2 separate regions of the Mus musculus genome follow, and region 2 is linked to region 1. Evidence: chromatin loops called from intact Hi-C (ENCODE). Cell type or tissue: heart. All regions are shown on one strand.

Region 1 (8,000 bases):
AAGACTTATTTTTATTGTTTTTAAACTGTAGTAATATGTGTGGGTTGTACACATGAGTTCAGGTGCCCTTGGAAGCCAGAGGAGACTATCAACCCCCTATAGCTGGAGTTACAGGTAGTCATGAACCCAAACCCAAGTACTCTGCAAGAGCCCTATGTGCTCTTAACCTCTCTTGAGCCAACTCCTTTATTGTTTCCTCATTTTTTGTTACTTTTCTGGCAGTTCTATACAATGCATTTTGATTTCATACATCTCCTAGTCCCACTCCTCCCACATTTATCCCCGCTCCCCCTCCCTACCCACCCGACCTCCTGTCTTCCATTTTTTTTTTAATCAATCAAGCATAGTATGTGCTGACCATATACTCTTGAATGAAAAGCCTTCAGTGGAGAATGTTCAACCCACCAGCGTCTGCACCCTTAGAGAAACCTGGCTCTCCCTTTCCCATTAGCTATCAACTGTCAATAGGTCCCTGGTCAGGTAACTGTTGGGAGGAACATACCTGGCTATTGCCAGGTTAACCGTGGGGGTGGAATCTAGTCAGAATACCAGGAGCTTGGGACATTGTCTACATGACTGATAGTCACAGGATTATGAACTTGAGGACTCGTGGTGTCAGGCACCTGTGTCTGGGGACGTGGCTCACTGTTCCGTCCATTGTAGAGTTTTCTACTGGGTCTCAGGAGTAAGCCTCACTTGACCAGGACACAGACTGCCTTTCCAGGTCCCACAGAGAGGTAGTGTTACCAAAGGTATAAAGATACCCTTGGATCTGACTCATAGGAACAAGTTCAAAATAGCAGTACAGGTCTATATCACTCTTGGCTGCAGACTCCAAGTCTCTCTGATCTGCTGACTTCCAAAACCTGAAGAAGTGCGCACTGGGCCAGCAAAGGCCTTATTCAAAGACACCAAATCCCTCCCAACTGAGTTAGAGTCACCCTCACAGTGGCTCCACAAGCCAGACCATCTTTTGCATTCGGAGCAACTGTGACTGCCGGAATGAGCAGGCCCTTGTCTTGAAATGGCCCCTTACAAAATGAACTAGTTTACAATGGTTATAAGAAAAACACTTCTGAATACAGGCATGCATTTGTATTGTGCCTGTAAATTGCTTCCATGATGAGGTCATGCCATCGGTCTCCCAGACATACAGTATGCATGATTGTATTCAGAATTCAAGATTTACAGGGGTGAGAAGGGGCATTGTTCAATGAAAGCAAAACAGGTGAGTTATCAAGCCAGACTGGATCCAGCCCCAGGCTTCCTCTAGACAATAGAATCCTACTATGCAGTTCTATAGAGTAAACCAAAAAGATTAATTAAATACATTGTACTTACCTCAAAGGAGTTTGACAATGCAGTTTTTAAAACAGGGTGAAGAGATGTGGCTTCCACTTTGTCTCTTCTTCTTATACCAATCCTATCTGAAGCCACACTACCAAGATGCCTATTCACTGTTAGGAGCAGTTATCTGGGTGTCAAGATGCCTGAGTAACAAGTGCCTTTAACTTTGAATGGCTTTAGTTTCCAGAATACAATGGCAACCTCTGCCCACCCCCGAAGTTGTGTATTTTATTTTTAATGTCTTTCAACTGGGATCTCAAAACAATAAACATTGATTTGGGGGTGGGGGAAGTACCATGAAAAAAAAATAGATTCATTCATCCTTAAACTGTACATCTGAGTTGATTCCACTGGTGATTAGAGGAGGATGAAACATGAAGCCAAGGAAAGCTTTGCTCATGTCAGATGTGCAGGGGCTGACCACAGGACTGATGCCCTTGATTGGCATTCTATTACATTCCAGGGCCTGCTTTTAGACAGATTATTTGAATGGGATATTCAAGCAAGCATATTAGGTTCTACAGGCCTATTACCAGAGACCTGTGAGAACAAAGGATGCCAGACAAACAGCAACCATCTCAAGGCAGTCTGTGTTGCTGGGCCTTTTCACATACTTAAACTCTGGTGACTATGGCCTTGATATGGACACCTTGGCAGAAACTTACTCATTACAGAGTAATGTTAGAGGAAAGATCAAAAGACAAAGGACTCTGCCATAAGAATGTGATCTCTTTTGGCTGTCCATAGTCGAAATGTGACGGTTGTAGCAGAAGACAATTTTTTTAACAAAAAGAAAAAATCTTGAGGTAAGAAACTCATTATACAAGCTATCCAATCCTCTTGGAAAGGAAAGTATTATTTAACACATTTCCCCATGTGACACGGCTCCAGATTGTAAAATGACTTTTCTATGTTGGAGTTCACTCAAATCCCATCTTGGGTACAATGTGCTTTACAGATCTGATGCTAAAAATACTCCTTTGTGTTTGGAGCTTTTAACTAGTCTACTAAGTAGGGGTGGGGAGTGCTGAAAGTCTCTTCATCTACTTCTTCTAGGTGAGTAGTTACAAGTCCACCAGTGATCTTTTCTGTTCTGTTAGAGACAACTTCTTAACAACCCAGGGCAATCACTGGAGCATGATCTTGCCCAGAGGCTACATTCAAAGGACCCATACTTTGCCCTCATTGGTTAAGCCTGAATGGCTCCACTTCTGAGAAAGCATTTCTCTACTCTAGAAGATTCTACCGGGGTGATGTACCCCAAATATGACCCTGAATCTACCGGCAAATTACCGAAAACTACACTAGAATCAAAGGATTTCCATAATTCTAATAAACAGCCTTTTCATGGAGCAAAACAATGTGAAGGGTTTGGGAAACTATGGTTTTATTGGGAGGTCTTTTCTCTTCTCAGAATCTTATTTCACAGTGACTTAAATACAAGGTCTTGCAGACTTCCTCTGTGACCCTTTGGATTCTTTCTCATCACGATGTATGAGTAGACATGATGTGCATCCCATTTCTATCAGGGCTCATTAAACCCCTCCCCTTGAGAACCCATCTCCACCTCCATCCATCTTCATCCTCTCTTACCTCTCTCTCCACTGTTCAGTTTAAGATCTCATGTCCCAGTGCCTTTTGCCTTTTGCTGTTGTGGCATGGGAAACACAGAGACTTTGACAATGCTAAATGTTAGATAGTGAGGGCTATTTTTTACAGCAGTTAGCCTGCTGTGACTAATGTGCCAAGAATTGCTGCCTCAGGTCCAACTAAACATATGACTTTTCTACTACCCAAGCAGTTGGCATGAACCATTTGACGATGTAGGCAGAAAGGAGGGCATTTCCCCTCACAGCTTCAGGAATGAAGTTGTTGGAAAGGAGAAAGAAAAGAAAATTATTGTTTGTCTTTTTACTAGTGAATTCACTCAGAGATGAAACCAATATATGTTTGAATTCTTTGTAACTGTAAAACCTTTTTGAAGACTAGAACCAACTGGACATGTGGAAGGGATATGCAGTGAGGACTGTTGATAATATTGTCCATCAGACTGTCTCAAAGTGGGGCTTCTTGATGATACATATTCATGGGCCTGGAGCAGGTTTTATTGAGAGCAACTATCATGGTTTATTAGCCCCAGTGTTTCAAGTGCTCATTTCATAAATGATAGCTCCACTCTTGTGACCTATTCCATCTCAAACATCATACCTCTGACTATTATCACATTGGATTCCTTACAAGTCAGGGTGGGAGACATCCACATTAAGTTTGGAGAATTTGTTGCTTGATACAAGGAAGAATGTCAGTGGATAAAGATTCAGAGACACAATAATATTAGATCAGGGACCAAATGGGACAGAGATCACAAGCCAGATAGGACTTTTTGAAAAGAAAGGTGTTGAAAAAATATAAAGGTAGATATGCAGTTTTTGTACAAGTTATTTTGCCATGCATATTTAGTTAAGCATACATGCCAATAGCTAACATACAGTTTTTGTAGTTATGGTTAAATGAGGTCATGACCTTACAAATAAGGTTTAAAGAATAAGATTCTCTACATCTTTAGTACCTATAGAGGGCAATATCTGCATATGGCCAAGACCCCTACATAAATCTACAGAGTATTTGCATAGGACTCATACACACCCTCCAATAAACCTTAAATCATGTCACAATACCAGAGATCCCAAATGCAGTATAAATGAAGGTAGTGTGTATGCTGTACTGTTTGGGGAATGATGACTAAGAACATGTCTATATGTACCCACTATGGCTGTGTTTTTCTTTTCCAGATAGTGTGCAGCTGATTGAGTCTGTCAACAGAGGGTCCATGGATGTGGAGGCTGACTGTGTGTGTAGAGGAGGGGCAGTGTGTACTCTGATTATTTGAAATTCAAATATCCTGGTTGGGAAGATTAAGAGGCAAAGGCACAGCAGAATTTTCTAGACCTGTACAACCAGCAGCACACTGAGATATAGTTTTGGAAACAGAAGAATATAAAGTGTGTTTTCTAATAGTGGCTTGGGCTCCTCACAGCACTGCCTGGCCCCATCCCCATTTGTGTTTTGCCTCAAACATAGCAAAGGCTTTGGCCACACAGCTGTGACCTCCAACAGACACCTTTTCTGTTCCTTCCCTGAGCTTTCTACCAAGTGAAAGAAGCTCACCCATTTTAGAAATGTGTCAAGAAGTAACTAACATACTCAAAGAGTTAACCTCAACCCCAGAAAATCTTTTCCGGCAAAAGATGAAGACTCAAACTGGCACACTGGTCATTATCAAAAGTAAATTCTTAGAAAATACCACCCATTTAACAAAATAGACATCGGAAAAACCTGCAAAGCTCTGTCCAAGGCTCTGGCAGCCATTACTCTCTTCATTAATCATCAGGGGTAAGCGCACCATGGCTGTAGAGTATGCTAGTGAGATTCTGCCTGTGGAACACTGTTCTAGCATCTTTACAGCTCAAGTGAAAGCCGCTTTTCACTTTCTTTCTTAATTACTTCTTAGAATCCATCCACAGTTTCTGAGTGAGCGGATGTTTTGGCTCCACCAGTTTCAACTCTGAATACATTCTGACCTGCTGTGCTTGTTAAGAGCCGGCAGTCATCACGCCAGATGGCCTTGACTAATCTTATGTTGTTCCAAACATACCTATTTATAACTCCTGTGGAATCTTGGAACTAGTCCGTGTGTGAAAGATCAACCAAAAGTAATTGAATAAAAAACTTGTCAAAGCTGCAGGTTATTAATGCAAATGGCACCTAAAGTGGGATTTTCTACATGCTGGAAATCAATTAGTAAAATCCAGAAACTGTCCGGGAAGACTATAGGATGGGCAGCATCTCCTAAAGAGAAAACAATGCAAGGATGAGCCTGCGAGATAAAGAAGGCATCCTGCTTCAGACAGGGAGATTTGGCAATGCTGCAATCCCAAATTACTCTCTATTGTTTCCCATAGAGTGTGACAGGAATATAAATTATCAGTCTTTCATTCAGTATATAATAACATTAGCAGCAATACATACATACATACATACATGTGAAAAGGTCCTGAAAAAAGCCCAAATGATAAAAATCCATGAGTAATTTTACAGAGAACAAACCATTGGCAGAGTTCAGCTTTTGTTACCAGAAATACTGAACTTAATAGAAATATCAGCCCATACATAAAGACGCATGTAGGAAAAGTTGTAACCCAGCAGGACTTTTTAGAAACCAAAGAAATCAATAAATAAAATATTTATTGCAAAAAATCTTACAAGAAGCATAATGGATTCTAATGAAAATTAAAGTGGAAAATATTGAGAACGGGTCAGATAGTGTGCAGAGAGCACAAATTAAGAATTAAAGTGGCTTAATGGAATTTGTTCTGGAATATTCCATTTTAATGAGAAGTGAATGATTTTGTTGTAGAGTTGGATGAGTTTAGTCCAAATGTTTACCTTTGTAACATCCTAGGTGTTTAGTCATGCTCACAACAATGTGCCCAGAGTGAAGAGGTAAGAAAGAGAGATAGAGAGGGAGTCTGGAGTAGCTTCCAGGGTTTTCCCTAGCTATATCCCCTCTACACACACACACACACACACACACACACACACACACACACACACACACACACACACACATACACACACACACACACACACACACACACACACACGCACGCACGCACGCACATGCAAGTCCCAAAGAGATGCCACTCTCCCATCCTCAATTCTAGCCATCAGGGCAGACATCTTTCCAGTAAGTCCTCTACTCTTTCTTTCTCTTCCATATGAACATTACTACTTTTTTTCAAATATAACTGTTATCATTCCATCATTCTACTCAGAAACATTTGACATCAGCTTCTGACCTTGGCAGGTTGACTGGAGCCAGACTAGACCCCTCAGCAGAAAAGTGATACACTGTTTCTGAGGTGCGTCCAAACATCTGTCACTGCGCAGCTCTAGTCTGTGACGGAGTGGATGTTCATGAAGGCCGTTGTACTTCCTCCCCATGAGGGACAGGTTGTCCCTGTCCCCAAGAGGCAGAGCTAAGTGTGCATGTCAGTCATGGTCACCATGGGGAGTCAGAGAGCAGAGTGGGACACTGCCGACCCTGGGGAAAACTGCTGGGTCGGTCCTGGGGAAGTGGCAGATTGTCAAATGGAGGCCCCTGCTTCTGTCGAAAGCTTCCCTGAAGATCTATGTCCAAAGGCTGAGATTCAAACACTTTGGATGAGACCCGCTGAGGTCTGGCATGGTGACCCTCTGAGAAGGTTGAAGTTTCGGCCTAGTGTAAGTAACTGAACAGGCATTCAAATGAACCACTAAGGAATTCTCATCTTCAAAGTCAGGACCAGGGGAGGAAGAGATGTTTGAGGTTAGGAGCACTCTGTGCTCTTGCAGAGGACCCAGGTTTGATTCCCAGGACCCACATGGTGGTTGACAACCACCTGTAACTGCAGTTCTAAGAGTTCTGAAGCTCTCTTTCTGGCCTTTGCTGGCAGAAAGCACACATGCGCATGGTACACAGACATACACAAAGGCAAAACGTTCATACAAATGAAATAAAAATAAGGCTTCTTTTAAGTCAAGACTGTACACACTCTAGATTAGAGGAACCACCAGACACAACCTGACAAAACCTAAATTAAACTTTAATAAAAATAGGAGGATGATTCTTAAGTTAACACCTGACAGAGCAAACCTCAAGTATCTTCTTACTTATTTGGTTGGTTGCTTGGTCGTTGTGTGTGTGTGTATGTGTGTGTGTGTGTACATGTATGTGTGTATGTATGCATGTGTGTGTGCGCATGCGTGCATACACACAATGGAGATCAGAGGACATGACAACCTGAAGAGGTCAGTTCTTTCCTTCTACCTTTTAGGTTTCATGGGAACCAAACTCAGGTCTTTGGGCTTGAAGACCAATGACTTTATCCTCTGAGCCATCTTGACCATCCTGAGGCTCTATTTTTTAATCTTTGCTTCAGACACTTTCCTGTGCACACACCCACACTTATAACCACACAGTAACCACCGCCACCACAACTTCCATTTTCTACAAGTGCTTCCAAAGTTCTTTGAGCATTTCTGTTTCTCTGATGTTTCCTCCTGCACATTTTGTCTCAATAAGGAGTGAGTCTCTGCTTCGTAGACCCCACCCTCTAGGTCCTCTTTTTGTTTTCAGGACTGCATAGTCTAGTTATTTCTATTTTACTGACCTTTTAACAAATTAACACATAATTTAGGCAGTGTCAGTGCGGCCTGCCCAATTCTGTAGAAATCCAGATAATGGATACTGATTCCTCTTCCCTTATCTCACAAGGCTAAACCTAAGGTCCCACTAGCTGGTTCTTATCTACAGGTTCCTGGGGAGAATTCTGTGCTGGTCAGATGTTGCAAGAATTAAGTATTTGTATGTGCAGGGTTGAGGCTCCCTTCTCTTCCTGGCTCTCAGCTGGGATCCTCTCTTGACTCCAGGCAGTCCCCACCTATGTACTCCCACACCCTATGTCCCCCTTCAGGTGGTCTTCAAACCCACAGCAGGAGATGGAGTTCTTCTCATGTTTGGAATTTCCAATTTCTCCTTCCAGCCTATCTTCTCTGCTGAGAATGTCTAGCTGTTAAGGGTCTATGTGATTAGAGGAGGCCCACCCCAGTAA
Region 2 (8,000 bases), 110 kb before region 1:
GTGTCTCACTATCTTCTATTTCTTGCCAATCCAGATCTTAGCTCCTTCTTCAGCACCATGTCTGCCTGCATGCCACCATGTTCCCTGCCATGACAGTAATGGACTAAACCTCTGAAACTTTAAGACAGCCCCAGCTAAATAGTTTCACTTATAGAAGTTGATGTGGCCATGTTATCTCTTCAGAGCAATAGAAAACCCAAGACATTTCCCAAATGTGATATAGAAAATACATTTGGATATCCACAAAAATCTAAGCAAAATTACATAGAATTTAAACATTCTAATTCCATTTAGAATATACTAATATGACTTTATCCACAGTTTTTAAAATTATCTATGATTAACTGTGGTCTGAAAACAAGGCACACATATTAAATTGTGGGATGTATCAAATAGAGGATACACCTCCCTACTCCATCCTGCTGGGATATGAACCATCCTGCAGTCAGTGTATCTATATTGTATATGCTACCCTTCTGTGTCACTTACTGTCTTCTCAGTTTTTATATTCAGATAACATTTACTTTACTTAAAACTGTGTTCTAAAGTCAAGAGTGCTGATACAGGCAATTTTATTTCACTGTATTTTATAACCTCAAAATTCTGTTATTAGTTATTATTATCTTTTACTATGCCTAATTTGTGAGTTTAACTCTATTTTAGATGTCTACGTGTAGCAGAAAAGTATATTGATAGTATTGGTTCTGTTTGTGGAATCTTAGATACATCCACTATGGTTAGGGATGGTGAAGGTGATGACTTTGGGAGACAGCAGAAACCTATCAATCAAATGCAGTATATAGCATGTGGTCAAACTTTTAATCAAGACATGCAATTTTGGAATGTTTTCATGATACACCATGCAACTTAAGATCATTTATCATTCATCATTTATTTGCTTGCATATTGTTTCACTCTCAAATGATTTACTTCCTGTGGACATCAGTGGTGTTCTTGTAGATAAATCAGCTGTGCTCACCATCTTAATAGCTCCTGCTTACATTATTTGAATTACCAACCTCCCTGGTTTCTGGCACACACATGATCCCTTATTTGTAAATTGTGTCTTAAATTCTTCCCTACTTCTTTAGTGTCTTCTCATGTGCTTCCCCATGTCACAGGGTTAAACTAGGCAAATCTGGTTCACAGCCATTGTGATAGCCCCATTTTCCCAAGTTGAAGAATCAGAAACCAAACCAACAGGGTCCATACCAGCTATTTCTTCTAAATTATTGACATTCAGGATCAAATGTTTTCAAGAAATAGCTTTTGTCTTGAGGATTGAGGTGGATTGTTGTGTAGTTTGAAGAGAATTTGGTGCTTAGAGGCGGTTGTGAGTTCTGTAATAACAAACTCAAACCATGTAATTAGTTCTGGAACCCAGGAGTGAGTGGAACAGAATGGCCTGGAGAGAAGGCCCAGAAAGTGGAATTGGAGGGGCCTGGAAAAAAAAAAACCTGTGTGTCATGGAAGCATTTCCATAGCAGGGACAACTGACATGTCACAGAAATCATGTCACCCAAGGTCATTCCAAGGTGCATTGTTAACATTTCCAAAGTTTCTTCTATCTGTGCATACAAAGGTAAAAACAGAAAAAGATAAGCTTAAAAGAAGGCGTCTTTCCCTTTTAAGCAAACCTTAACAGAAATAAAAAAATAAATAAATAAAACTAAGACTTGCTGAGTTCAAAGATAAATATTGTCTATTCCCAGTGATTCCTGATGAGATATTTCCATACCAAACAAAGGTATGGACTAAAAGGTCAGGTTGAGAGTTCAGAAAGAGCAGAGCTCAGCAGAGAGGCAAAGCCAGGTTGGTGGATGATCTCAAAATCCCAGGGAGATTTGAGCAGGTGCTGCCTTCTCAGAGTCTCAAGGAGCCTTCAGATCCCTACATTTTTTTCCTCTCTTTTCATGCTTCAGAACTGATCTCACTAAAACGTCTCTGAACTGTAAGAACATGGTGCCCAGGATGCCTGTGTCAAAAGCTGTCACACTCAGAGAAGAGCTTTTCACAACCCCATCTGCATGTGACCTCCATTGAGGTGGGGTACTGACAAATCCAGACATCAGAATGCTTCAAGACTTCCAAGAGAGCTACATCAGAGCTGAAAGGGATAGAGACAGGCTGTAACAGAAGTGTGGACCAATGCCTGGTGTTAATAGTGACTGTGGGGCCAGAAAACTTTCTAGTATCAGGGCATAGAACGTGCGGCTTCATTTGGTCTGCTGGGCCTTTCACAGTCAGAGCCCTGAGCCACCTTGGGATCAGTGCATGTCCCATGTACATGAATTAAACCACAAGGGCCCACACACAGGTAATCCTAGTGATCCAGTCCTCCCAAGCTATGTGTTAGAATGCAAGTGAATGAGCCTGTAGATAATCCCAGGCCCCAGGCCTTTCAGTGACTCCCATTTTCTCCAAAGTAACTCTCAGAAACAGAACTGAGAGGAGTCAATTTGCAGTGGCATACTACAACAATTCATCTTTCAACTTGATGGGATTTAAAGTCACCCAGGAGACACACTTCAGCCTGTGAGTGTGGGACCCTTGCATATTGGTGTAAGTGAAGCCTGAAGACCTGCCCTGAATGTGAGCAGCAGCATTTCGTGTACCTCAGATGCAGACTGAATGAAAAGGAGGATTGTACCAGCATTCACCTCTCTCCTGCCTGCCTGAAATTCGGCCAGCTGCCTTACTTTTAGAGTGTCTCCCACTGCAATTAACCCAACCAAGACATTCCTTCACAAGCCTGCCAGGGATTTAAACAATCCCCTAGTAGGTGTGTCTGGAAATTTGTATTCTAGATGACTCTAAACCCTGTCAAGTGGATAGTCCACACTGCTACAGACCCATCTGCCTTCAGAAATGAAACATTTCTTGGCTCCTTTGAAAGCAACCCTATTGTGCTTAGGCCATGAATGCACAGAGCTGTTTGATGATGACAGACATGTGTGGGGCCAGTGTCACTCGAATCTGCTTTCCTCGTCCTTCAGGGGCGTGATCATTCTCGGGAATGCTGAAGGCCACTCTCATCATGGCAACGGGAATCACAACTAGTAATCAAAACGGAGTTTGACAGGCCCTTAAATAGAAGGTCTGCGGGCTTAATTTGGGAACTGAGCTAATCAGAGGCAGGGTGGAGTTCACTGGAAGGGTTAGGAGCCTTTTGCTAGAGGAATTCTGTCTTGGTAATGGAGTGACCATGCCCCATCTAGGCATTTTTGCAGCTCATGTGGTTTATGTTTTACAGGCTCTCATATCACCCACTTTTTGGAATAAATTCAGAGCAGCTTTTAAATGCCCAGAAAACCTTCTAGAACAGTCTTTCTGGATCAGTTTTAAACAAGTCATGTGTTTCAGAATCCAAAGGTCGCTGGTAGTATTGTCCATTGTGTAAGTTAGCTTCTTTGGTCCATGCAGCAAACACAGAAATGCAATGTACTTGTGTTTAAAATCCAAGAGTGATGAGAACATTAAGGATGCCCAGAAGAGAGAATGTTCAGTCTGTCCATTCATCTACTTATCCATTGACTTTCTTTTATTAACATTCATTTGGCTTTGAAAATGTAGGGGCTGGAGAGATGGCTCAGCCATTAAGCATTCAGTTCCCAGAGTCTACATCTACAGTTCTCACTACTGCATGTAACTCCAGCTCCAGGGGATCCAGCTCCCACTTCTGGCCTCCATGGACAACTTCATTCATGCACACACACACACACACACACACACACAATTTAAAAAATATTTTTAAATGTATTACCAGTGTATGTACTTGTTCATTGCAAAGATCTATAAGGTTAGCATTTGTTAAGCATTTAAATAAATGCTTGCATCAAAAGGCATGTGTGTATGCACATGTGTGCATGCCCATGCACACATTCACAAGCTGAATAATAGTTCTATCCTCGTTTATGAACCATGCATGTTCATTGTAAGGAAGCAGATATTAGCATTAATGATGATGGAACAAGGTGAACAAGAGAGAGCCGCCCTGTTTCTCAGGTGTTTTCAGGTGTGAGGGAGGTTAGATGTTTGAAAACAAGGCGTGAGAAAGGAGCAAGAGTGGGAACTGTGTTCTGTGTAAACCATGTTTCCAGCTGCTCAGGGTGAGAGGTTTGGCATGAAGGTTGAAAGCACTGTAGATCCGATGTCCTGAGAGCTTTTTCTATGTATCCCGGTTGTTCACTGTGCAAATGTAGAATGTTCCAGTCAGAGAAAGTCTCTCCAGATTAAGAGTGCATAAATCCTGCAACATCTGAAAAGCATCTAATTCATCTCAATTAGTAAACAATAATCTGAACTAAAGCTCTGCAGAATAAAACATCCGGGAGTCGTTAGAAAATGAGGTTAAATGTGGCTTTTCCCCATTGGTGCTCACTAATTTTGTGTTGATTGAAATACCAAAACTACTTGCATTATGTTTGGAGTGTCCTATGGAAGAACAATCAGAGCAATTCACTATTTTCTTCTTTTTCTACACACTCACGGAAAACAAATTTCGACATGAATCTCATTTCATTAATGCTCAGGGAAGCGAGGGCAGGGAAAGAGGGAAGGGGAGAGAGAGTGCACAGGAGAGAGAAAGGGAGGATTCCTTACACCCCAGTTGTCAGGAACACGGGAAGGCCTTCCGGATCGGGAGCCCGGCCATCCGACCGGCTCTGGGCAGGATGCAAGGTAAACGTGAGTGAGCAGCGTGCAGCTTCTGAGCTCTAGTCCCTGGATCCACCAGAAAGCCGCTGCATTACCACTGCACCATTCTAGAAGCTTACAGAATCAAAGAGACCAGAATTCTCGACCAGCATTGCCACTCACTGGATGACACATCTCAATAAATCATTGTCATCTTCATAAAAGCTCAGATATGTCATTTTTTTCTTGGCAGAATAATTGCAAAAGTCAGAAATGATGGATACTTTAGAAAGTACACAGACAGATAAAATGTGGGTAAGTATTGGTTTTAAACACACAACATATACACACCACATTTCTATATTCTTATGTATTGTGCATAGCTAATATTTGATTTAAAATATTCACTACTTTTACCATAACTGAGGCGGGACCAGACAGCATTTTTGCCAAGCTCCATCAAACCTTTCATTTACTTGTTACCTGGGACTTCTGGGACAGATTATCACAAATTTGGTGAATTAAAATATCAGACGGCAGGCTGGAGAGATGGCCCAGTGGTTAAAATCACTTGCTCCTCTTGCAGAAGGTTCAGTTCCTAGCACCTGCATGGCAGCTCACACCTTTCCATAACTCCAATACTAGAGAATAGAACAGTCTCTTCTGGCCTCTGTGGGTGGCAGACATGTACATGCGGCACATACATACATATAGGTAAACTATTCACACCCATAAAATTATATATATATATATATATAAAGAAGCACAGGCAAGTGGAGTTCAGGCTTCTACATAAGTCTGGACTGGACCTGGACCTCTATTGGACCATGTTAAGGATTTCTGTGCCAGCTTACAGAGGTAAATGTTAGCTCTAAATGAATAGAGCTTCAATCTGAAAACTGTTATTGGGTCTCCGTGGTTGAATGTGTCTTTATTTCAGGATTACTACAGAGACATCAGACGGTGGTTCTGTTCCTAGGCTGATGAGGGCTAAGCAGCCCCAGCCCAAGACTCAAGCAGTGATAGCAATACAACTATGACTGGATCCTCAGAGCAGGAGAGATTAGACCAAGAGCTGAGTTGGAAGCAGTTTCAGGCAGTATTCTCTTTGCTAAAGTCCTTAAAATCTCTGAACTTGGTTCGTTAATGAAAGCTGTAAATCCCCACAAAACATATTCTCTACAAGTCGTTCCTTATTTAACAGGGATGCAACTGGCCCTGCAAGCAACGCATGCCACTGAAGAAGCAACACCCTGGCTCAGCTTCTCAGAATGCAGAGCAAGTACCGTTTGTTACCATTTGCCAGAACACAGAATCAGCATGAATTTTATTAACACTGCAGTTTTCAAAGAGAAGTAAGTCATGGGCTCCCAGATACCTCCATACATGAGCTTAAGTCTTACAAAGTCTCCAAAGTTGTGGTAAATGCCTTGTGACCTCATCTACAAACTGCTGTCCACATAACCCTGGGACATGGGATCCTCCAGAAGTCAAGGTGGTGACTTTCAGGAAACACCAGAGGGAAGAATTGAATCAGAACTACTGAAACTCCAACTTGAAGCCAGTCCCTCTTAGGACTTACTGCTGAGTTCATTGAAAAGTCCCCTGCAATGGAGCTGTGCTGATCTCAGGACTGTTTTGTGCAAGGTCACTCTTGATTAAAGCTCATTAAAGATGTGGTGCCATAATCGCTTTGAGAAATTCTTTTCAGTAGAAAAACACCACTCTCCTTGAATGCACATTTAAATGAAATTGGAAAAATCTAGGCTGTTACATGTAAACACTTTTAATTAAAGCATATTCATGAAATGGTGATAGTGCAGGGATTTATAGAGGCTTTTAGTGTTGCTCAGGAAAATAGTGCAGTGTGGTCAGAAGTATTTCTGACTCGTGGTCAAAGGACACCAAATTTAGTTACATGTTGTTATATAAAGAGTATTGGACTGAACAATAAAATCCTAAGAAACCAGACTGGATGTCTGACATCACCACTCACTGTCTCATTAGATCTTTTGTCACAGGGAGCCAAGCTGCTTCATCTAGAAAACTGAAGGTTTGAGGCTGAAGCCTATATGGAGGTCACTTCAAATCTGAAATGATGATGTTATTCACTCTATTCATTATTTTTAGTTTAGTCATTACTATGTGGGTCATAAAATCCTTTCTCACTTTTAGAATGTCTGATTGGAATTATTATTTTAACCTCTTCATGAAGCACAATTCCAGTGTATGAGTTCAGGGCTCACTTAAAAAGAGAGTGATAGAAATTAAACAGAAGAATTCTCCCTGTCTTTTAGTACTGTAATGCCTTCACCACAGAAGGAGATGGCTTCCTATAATGTATGTCGTCTCCCTCAGAGCAGTGTTCCAAAATGTGGGCTGCCTTTGAGTCTACACTGAGAGTGAGCTTACTCCACCATAAGCAGGAATGGATGGACTCTCTGCCAAGATACACTGCCCATTGCTAGGCAATCCCCCTTCTGAAGAACAGAGACTTTCAGATAATTTGGACAAATTTCTTAGCAGTCCTTCCACGGAGCCCCTGAGGTTACAATGGGCAGTGTGGAAAAGCTAACATACAGCCTCAGAGGCAGCCATTTGTCTGTTACCCCCCTGACTCCTAGAACACAGAAAAATGAAAGACAAGCCCAGGATGCCCTCCTTGCTTTCTGTAAGAAGGTTGAAATCCCTTTGGTAACTTGTTTTTCAACATGTCCCATAAGTTTCCAAAGACATTCTTCATACTTGGTAACACTGAACTAATATTTTTATACTCGAATAAGTGAAATAGTTCTGAGAGTATCCAAAACTCATAGACCATTTTCCATCTTAATAAAAAAAAACCTGAGTCCATACACTTAGGACTAAAAGAGTGAGACACTAGCTTTGATAGATGGATGTGTCAGTTTGCCAGAATACAATGGACTAGAGAGCATAGCACTTCCTTTTGAGCTGATGATGTGAGACTCTTCCGTGGAAGCATCTTTGCATGGATGCTGAGGGATAGAAACAGCTCCTCCATTTAAAAAAAGTGACATTTTTATTATCTAAAATGCAGCCAGAATAATAAGATATAAATGGGGCATGGTAAGCAAATGCAGTGCTTTCCACTCCAGTCTACAAAATAATTCTACATTTGAAAGGCATTGCCCTCATCAAGGATGGCACTGCTCTAAAATTCATACTCATAGAATATTAAAATGCATTAAGTTCAATTTTTCAAAAAGCATTTGTTTATTGATCTGATGATTACATTATATACATTTGAACTGCCAAATGTATATAAATAAGCAGGAAGGAACTGATGTGTTATTCATCACTAAATCCAGAGGACTTCATTTTTAATGCATAATGTAGCTGAAAAA

The links. A loop is a pair of places that touch in the nucleus more often than their neighbours do. Peaks named below come from ENCODE experiments on the same cell type or tissue, not always from the same donor. Only the 100,000 strongest peaks of a DNase experiment are listed, where the experiment ranks them.
Region 2: a loop joins it to region 1, with 7 times the contacts of the local background. A loop is called at or near these places in 3 of 42 quality-filtered maps.

Annotation. Positions count from the first base shown.
Region 1 is chr12:16,218,269-16,226,268 of GRCm38, forward strand. The region is part of intron 1 of Gm36372 (a long non-coding RNA gene); the gene reads right to left. Among named protein-coding and RNA genes, the nearest start is that of Gm48606, 10 kb to the right of the region's middle. In heart, no CTCF peak of the experiment used is centred here; no DNase peak of the experiment used is centred here.
Region 2 is chr12:16,104,112-16,112,111 of GRCm38, forward strand. No RefSeq gene overlaps it. Among named protein-coding and RNA genes, the nearest start is that of Gm36235, 93 kb to the left of the region's middle. In heart, no CTCF peak of the experiment used is centred here; a DNase peak (open chromatin) is centred at 3,020; H3K27ac peaks cover 396 bases.